Linked DNA regions of Homo sapiens: region 1 is linked to region 2. A link is an interaction called in ENCODE POLR2A ChIA-PET data of the cell type or tissue named here. Cell type or tissue: A673. All regions are shown on one strand.

The links. ChIA-PET counts read pairs that join two places held together with the same protein. Peaks named below come from ENCODE experiments on the same cell type or tissue, not always from the same donor. Only the 100,000 strongest peaks of a DNase experiment are listed, where the experiment ranks them.
Region 1: POLR2A ChIA-PET joins it to region 2 with 6 read pairs; 1 of 35 experiments calls an interaction of 5 or more read pairs at or near these places.

Annotation. Positions count from the first base shown.
Region 1 is chr2:119,216,576-119,220,575 of GRCh38, reverse strand. No RefSeq gene overlaps it. Among named protein-coding and RNA genes, the nearest start is that of STEAP3, 5.3 kb to the left of the region's middle. RefSeq lists a silencer at 1,409-1,703 and enhancers at 1,912-2,508, 1,879-3,078. In A673, a CTCF peak has its summit at 1,615; a DNase peak (open chromatin) is centred at 1,625.
Region 2 is chr2:119,734,670-119,738,669 of GRCh38, reverse strand. The region is part of intron 1 of LOC101927764 (a long non-coding RNA gene); the gene reads left to right. Among named protein-coding and RNA genes, the nearest start is that of PTPN4, 23 kb to the left of the region's middle. In A673, no CTCF peak of the experiment used is centred here; a DNase peak (open chromatin) is centred at 2,459; H3K27ac peaks cover 1,234 bases.

The DNA.
Region 1 (4,000 bases), 520 kb after region 2:
TCCCCACTAGACCAGGTGCTGCAGGACTCCTCCAAGTTCTGGAGCACAGGAAGCTCTTTCCTATGTAAGGCTGCATTCAGGGCAAATGGAGGCATTGTCTTTGCCATCACAATGACCTGATGGGTGGAGGCACATCAGCAGCAGTCAGAGCTGAGGCAGGGCAGGTAGTGGGAGAGGGCACTGAGCGGGGAGGCCAGCTGACAAAGGGGTGCTGGAGCCTGGGACTGAACCTCACAGATTCTGCTTTCCATGGCCCATGATGGTGACCCAATATTGTACAGCATTATAAAGTGTGGCTTACAGGGCATTAGGACACCCCCCCCTCCACATACACACACGAAATGTCCCTGCACCCCAGAATTTGGAATTCTACTGGAGCATAAGGTTGTCCTCCTTCCAGTCTTCTCTCGAAACATGAGCCCTCCAGAGAGGAAGCACTGTCTGAGCTCTGTGTCATGAGAATCTGTGTATCTGCAGGGAGATGTAACTGTGGCCAGCGCAAGAGTATGGAGTAGCTTCCAAAGGAAGTTGCTTTTTATTTGTTTATTTTGGCTCAAGGGAGCATTGATAAAGGCAGTTGCTGAAGGAAGAGTGGATAAAAGATGCCAGGGTGGAGGGTGGGTGGGGGAGCAGGACCAACCATCTTTCTGAGGGAGCTTCCTGGCGCGTAGTAGGTACTTAAACTTTTGTGTATGATCAACGGTCTTGGCTTGTGACTAGACCAAGATCGCCAACCAGAATGGAGGGAGGCTGACCCAGCACATCCCGGAAGCATTTACAGAGCCAAGGAAGAGATTCTTCTTGCCCGTCTATGATAACATTGCATTGCCTTTCAGCTGGGGGCGATTAGAAAGGCACTCACTACTAGATCATGGGAGATGCCTGGGTTTTAACCCCTTGCTGCTCGGAAGGTGGTGATCATGATGGCCTGGGAGGGTTTTAGAATGGCAGAGTGTCAGGCCACCCCAAAGCTCCCAAATTAGAATGGCATTTTAACAAGACCCCCTAGGAGGTTGTATACGTGTTTAAGTTTGAGAAGCGCTGGTCTACATTACAACTGAGGAAACTCACTACTCCCTGAACACCTGCATCAAGGTAGATTCACAGAAACCTAGAACTGGATGACACTTCCCCTCACCAGGGTGCATGACAATATCATACTTTTTGCTTGCTAAAAAGTCCTTGTGAGGCAAATAGTCTGATAATCTTCTGAATTTCTACAAATATGGAAAAATAACTCTACCCTTTTCAACATCAGTGCCTATTACACAAAGCTCCAAGAAAAAAAAAATCATGATTAATATTTTTACTCTTTTCCCATAACTGATCATATTTCCCCTTTTACTGTGGTAGCCAGGATACTCAGGCACATGTTCACGACTATATCGTCCTTATTAAATATATTTAAATGCTACTTTCTTTCCCCCAGTCCATGATTTTTTTGTCTGATTTACTACTAGCCTTATTGCTAAGCTTTTCGAGGTAAGCCGTCCCAAGCAGCCTTTGGAAAAAGTCAACCGCGTAAGCAAAATAAATAGGAAACTTCTGTGCACTCCAGTAAGGGAGTCCTCTTTCCCCTTGACTGCTGTCACCTTTCGTGGTCGTGGCACGTCCTCTGCTGGATTTTTGAGCCAAGGACAGAGGGTTTGGGAGAAGGAGGCCTCCTTGGACTTCTGCCAGGAGTTACTGAGAAAAGAAAACCCAACCAGCTGGGGGGCCAGTTGGGGGGAAATCTGCACAGGATGTTCACACTGTGCCCCTCCCTGCTTCTTTCCTGACCCCCAGAGCTCACCTCAACACATCTGGAGTGTAGGGTGTTGTCTGCCCTGTCAGACCACTCTCCACACACAGCCTGGGGCAGGAACAATGGGACAGGTGGCTGGTGCTCACTCAGCACAGCAGGGGTGGTGGAAAGACACATGTCAGCTGAGGCTTGGCTTCAGGGCAGGCAAGTCACAGCCAAGTCACAGCCCAGCCCAGCATAGGCAAGGTGTAAAAGTCACTGGCCTCAAGGTCATACGCAAACACACTGTGATCAGAAGTGGAGGTAAATACACCCCACAGGGCTGGGATATGTTCTGGCATGCCCAATTCTGTTTCCTTGGTCTTGGCCTTCAAGGGGAGGGAAGGGAAAGGAAAGAGAGTTTGCTGAAGTCCCACCTGGGGCAGGCATCGTGCTACATTGAGGTCAGCCCCCTTCAATCCCCACTGAGACCCTGCAGAATGGGTGGGATCAGCCCCATTTTTCAGATGAAGAAGTGACTTTTTTAGTATCATGCAGTGAGGAAATGGCAGATCCGGGATTTGGACCAGGTCTGCCTGACTCTCAGATCTTCCACTACCTTTGACCCGCTAGGTGGAGGGCTCCTGTGAGCTGTGGCCTACACACCTGTGGTGATCCCTCAGTACTGAGGACCAGGACCAGCTTAGTGTGAGGGCCCAGCAGGGGCAGTCCATGCAGGGAGATGAACCTGGGGGATTTTCTCCCAAACACTCCTCACAGAGCTCCCTGGCCTGCCTAGGCAAGATCCTACCAGCCATCCCCAATCACTGGTTGTGTCTACCTGAGATCTGCACAGCTCGGATGCAGGTCTGTGGAATATCAGGCATGTCACTGAGAGTCTGGTTCTGTGTGGTGTACTACCTGATTTCATGGACACACACACAGAAGGCCATCGTCTCAGAGCCATCTTTAGGCGTTTGCTGGTTACGGCAGCCTGGGAGAAGCCAAGTCACTGCAAGAAAAGGTAAGGGAGATAATGGCTCGAGACCCTCCCTCAAAGGTCTAGGGGCACAGCTACCCAGGTTTGGGGCCTCCAGGGAAGAGGGGAGATGAGACCTTGGCTTCTGGAGGCTTCCATAGGGTAAAGGAACATGCGCAGGCTTTGAAACCACACGGACCTGGTTCAAATTTCACATCTCCGCTAAGTCTCCATTTCCTCCACTGTAAAATGAGTGTATAGACCTCTTAACAGGTTGTAAGAATTAAGTTCCCAGGAAAGTGCTGGGCACTTAGTAGGTGTTCATTAAAAGGCTGTCAGATAATCTGAAAGGAAAAGAAACGGTGTTCAGAGAGGAAGGGAAATACTGAAGAAGACAGTTCCCAAAGGAAATTTACCTCCAGGCAGGCTCTGCTCCACCCCCTTGGAAAAGGTCTTCTTCCTTATCCTGTGTGATGATCTAAACCCTCCTTTTCTCTGAGAGGCTCTCAGGGAACTTGCTGTCCTCTGGCCTCCCCCTCTCCCACAGCGAGGAACCCCAGGTGGGCAAAAGACGCCAGTGGCCCCTCCTCCTCTTTCTCCTTTTCTCACATGAACAGTAGGTGTTGTTGGCACCCTGGTCTGGGAATCAGGAAACCTGGCCATGCCCCACCCCCATGGCTGGCTGATTCATAAAATCTCTTCTTGTTGGACCTCGCACTCCTGCCAGCTTGAGGTATCTGAGATCTTGGTGTTGGAAACTTCCACTGCTACTCTGAGAGTTGCTAGGAACAGGCCCTGCCTTGTGCAAGGGCAGAGGTGCCCTGAGAGGCGCTTCGGGAGATGGGGCTGGGGAGGGAGGAGGCAGATGATGAGAGGCCTGATTTGCCTTTGGTGAGAAGTGAGGCTTTATCATGCTGGCGGTGGGAGCCCAGAAAGATTTTAGGAGGTATGCATCTCTGTGTGATCATAATAGCTAATATGTTTTTGAGTGCTTGCTACATCCCAGATGCTGTTCTAAGAAGCATTTTGACTGTATTAACTCATCTGATCGTCATAATACATTTTCCGTTTTTGAATTTGGAAACTGAGACACAGGAGGTTAAGTCACCTGTCTGATGTGACATATCTCAGAAAGTGGCAGAGCCAGGATTCAGACCCCTGGTTCTGTTTTGGTTCCACCTCCTACTACTACATCTCTGTTGTCTGGACGCCCTTATTCATCTCTGAAAAGACTTTCTCCCTGGTAGCCATAGGGAGAGTGGACCAACAAAGGAAGATGCCAGGCTGGGATGAGCTTA
Region 2 (4,000 bases):
CCGGCTAATTTTTTGTATTTCTTAATAGAGACGGGGTTTCACAGTGTTAGCCAGGATGGTCTCGATCTCCTGACCTCGTGATCCGCCCGCCTGGGCCTCCCAAAGTGCTGGGATTACAGGTGTGAGCCACCGTGCCCTGCCAGGACACTGACTCTTTAGCCAGGTCTATGGGGATGAGGGGAATGTAGATACCAGTTGTGTGTGAAGCTCCTCAGAATTGACTCAAGTGTATCATTTAGAACTGTACAGAAAAATTACTTTTTTGAGAAAGACTCAAAATTACTAAAATGGAACTTCTTTCTTTCCAAAATGTGAGAGCAAAGTACTGTCAGACCGACCTCCACCCTGGTTTTCCCCACCCTCTCTTAACATCATTTAGAGGTTTGTTTTTTACTCTTCCTTCCCCCATTCATGTCTTTCCTGGCTCTTTTGGGAATAACGTAATTTGGAGTGGGATGTTTTTTCTTTCCCTTTTGGTCTGTGCAAGTGGTCTGCGGGTTTATTTTATTCCAGATGTTTCTCCCCAACCTGCCTTTTGAAAGAAACCCAGAATTATTTTTAAACAGAATTTGGAGGCTTCCAAATACAACAAATATTCAAACTGCCTGTGGGTTCCTACATTACAAGTCCTTGCTTTGTGGTGGGGAGAACAGAGGCTATGGAGCCAATGGTTCTGGGGACATAGGGGGCCTCGGAGGCCTGCTCCGTGGGCCTGAACTGCCTTCTCTTGCTTTCTCTTCTCCGCTTCCTGGGCATCAACCCAAGTGCCCTCTGGCTGCCCCCTGAGATGCCTACCTGAGGAACCCACTTCTATCCCAGGAAACACACTGCTTAGCTCTTCTGCTGAATTTTGCCAGCACCTCTTTCTCCCCAGAAGCTAACCTGACAGAGAGATTCATATTAAGATAACACCATAACACTTCATACATTACCTCCTTTCCCACTTCCTACATTACCAGGGACCCTCAATGCCTTGACCCGGTGGTTTTCAACTCTGGCCGCACACTAGAATCATCAGAAGAACTTACTGAGATATGGATGTTTGAGCCCCACCCACCCAGGTCTGAGGGCTAATGCTCTGGAAACTGGAAACCGGATTAAAAAAAATAGTTTCTACTTTTAATTATAAAGGTAACCTGTATTCATCGTTCTTGTTATTGCCATTAAGGTAAACATTACAGAAATGTTTTAAGCAAAAAGCAAAAATATCCCCTCCCTCCTTGATATTCCAGTCCTGCTCTTCAGGAGCAAACACTGTTAATGGTTTCATGTGTCTCCTTTTGGAAGTTGTCTATGTATTTTGCTAAATCATATATGTTTATTTTTTACACCTATGTGATCAAATTATCACACTTTTGCATCCCCAATGAACCTTGGAGAACTTTCCACATCACTACAAACTGAGCGATCTCATTCTCCCTGAGGCTTACATCACTTTGCTGCTGTGGGGGGCCACAGCTCTCTGATTGACTAGGAAGCTCAGGCTGCTGGGGAGGATCGGCTGGAGAGGAGGCCCCTTCACAGGGGAAGGTGGTCAGCTGTCTCTAACATCTCCCCTAACTTCCAGAGCCTCTTAAGAAAATGCATTTTGGAGAAGGAAAGCTTTTCCCTAAATTGTACTCAGAGTGTAGGCTGATTGTGTGAAAATGCCTCGATAGAAACTTTAGGTCTTCTGTTGAATTTCTTCAGCATCCCTTTTCCCTAGGGGCTAATGGGAATGACTGTCTATAAGCTAAAACCATAGCACTGAGATAACGCCACAGCCTATCACTCCTCCCAGGTGATACATGTACGACAGCCTGTGTAAACTGCAGAAAAACACATACTTTGAAGAAGAACTTCAAGTACATCCTGGCCCTCAAATGCTTTATTTAAGTATGGGCCTCAGGAACACTCTAGAGGACCTTGGGAGGAGAGGTTTACCTGGATAGTTCCCCAGTAGAAACACAGGAAAGAGTGGGTATATCTCAGGGTGATGGTTTTGAGAATGAATCAGTGACTTCACAGAGATGACAAGACTGGCATAACATGCAATTTGATTTCTTACTTAAACTAATGTCTAGTTTCCCACTGTGTAAGAGCGGTTCCCCTCTGACTTTTTGGACTGTGTTCACCACCCTTTTCCGAAGGGTGAAGGTAAAGAGAAAGCCTCCCTGTAGTCTGGCTCTGTCACTGCCTTGCATGTGATGTTTCCTAAGTCTTGCAACCTAACTGGGAACCAGTCTCCTTATCTAGGAAATGAGGCCAGTACAATAGATGATTTTCTTTTATAAAACCCAGGCGGGTCTGAAGGTCAGATGATTTTTAAGGTCCTTCCTGGCTTTAAAATTCTAGGTTTCATGACTATGACCACCCACAAACCATACAGGAATTTTTTTTTTAAGCCACAGCTGAATTTAGTTCTTTGGAAAAGAGGCGGTGGAATCGCATTACCCAGCTGGGTGCTTCCTATTTAATCTGCTGTTTTCCTGACTCGTGTAGCTCTTTTCCTCCCAAAGCTTTCTGTGAGCCTGTAGCTTGACAGCATCTAGCCTTGATGGTTTGAGCTTTCTTTTTTCCGTGATTACCACCACCCTGCCACCTATCTCACTAGGATATCATCCAATTTAATGCATTGTAATAATAATTATGTCTTATATGTACATAAGCTTTAACAGTGCACCAAGAACGGTATTTTAGAAAGCACATGGGTTTTTTAGCAAGACATTGTCAGAGTTTGAATTCTGCCTTGTAGCAGCTGCAAATTTGGTTGCAAACACAAACTGTTTCTGGTTAACTTTAGCAGAGAAGGAATTTACGTGAGGAGCAGTGGGAAGCGCATGGCATCATGGGGCCGCTGGGAGGCCTTGGCGGGGGCAAGACGTAGAGGAGGACAGGCACAGTCCAGAGGCCACCTTGAGAGCCACCGACTTGGGAGGGGCACTTGTCACTGCTGTTCACAGCCACCTCATCTAATCCCTAAATGACCATGTGCTTTGGCTTGTCTGCCTAAAGGGTGAAACCTTTAAGCAACTAGAGAGCGGAAAGCTTCCCCTTCAGCTTGGTTTCTGTACTGGGCAATGGAATCTTCTGTAGCGGGCAAATGGAACACTTACCCTGATGTTCCTCCCAAATAAGAAGTACTGTATATCCACAAGTGGACATCCAATACAAAGAAAAAGAACCTTGATGCTAACCTGACATCATATACAAAGATTAACTCAGGTTGGACCATAGACCTAAATATAAGATTGAAAACTGCACAACTTCTGCAAGAAAGCATAGAATAAGTATACCTAGATGCTAAGCAGCCAGAATGACCAATGTCCACCACAGGGTTCCACCACCTACTACTACTAGCTGTGTGACTTGGTCAAATGAGGACAATCCCTGTCTCCAGGCAGCTGGGTGGATCCAGTGGCAACCTGAATAAACCCCTCAGCCTGGGCCCTGCCCTCTGCGTAGGGATGTTCTCCTGAACTAACCTGCAGCGTGGACATTCCCGAGCATGACCCAGCCTCCAGGTGTCCCTCTGTCAGGAGGTGGGGGTGCATTCCGAGAGGGGACAGACCATTTTGACACCTCTTGTCTTTTGCAGCTTTGAGAGCCCTGAGATTCAGCCCCTGCTTGGGACATAGTGGCTATAGGGAGAGTCTTCTCAGGCAGTGAACCGAGAAAGAAGGTTGCATGGGGTCCTCCTGAGACACACCTAGGCACTCTGAAAAATATTTCAGTGAAACTTCTATGGGGAAGTGCTGGAGGCCTGTGTCAGCAGGTGGGAGGCCCCAGTGACATCTGTTAATGTGGATTCATTTGTCCCTCTGGTGCTGGGCCTGAGCAAATTTGGGATGCACATACATCCTTTCATTGGATTCTTGTTATATCCCTTTGAGGTCAGCATAGCAAGTACTGTAGACTCATTTTTTTTTTTTTCTGCAGAGGAAGAAACTGAGGCTAAAGAACAAAAACTTGCTGAAGGTCACTCAGCTTGGGCTGTGGGACTTGTTTTCCTGCCCCGAGC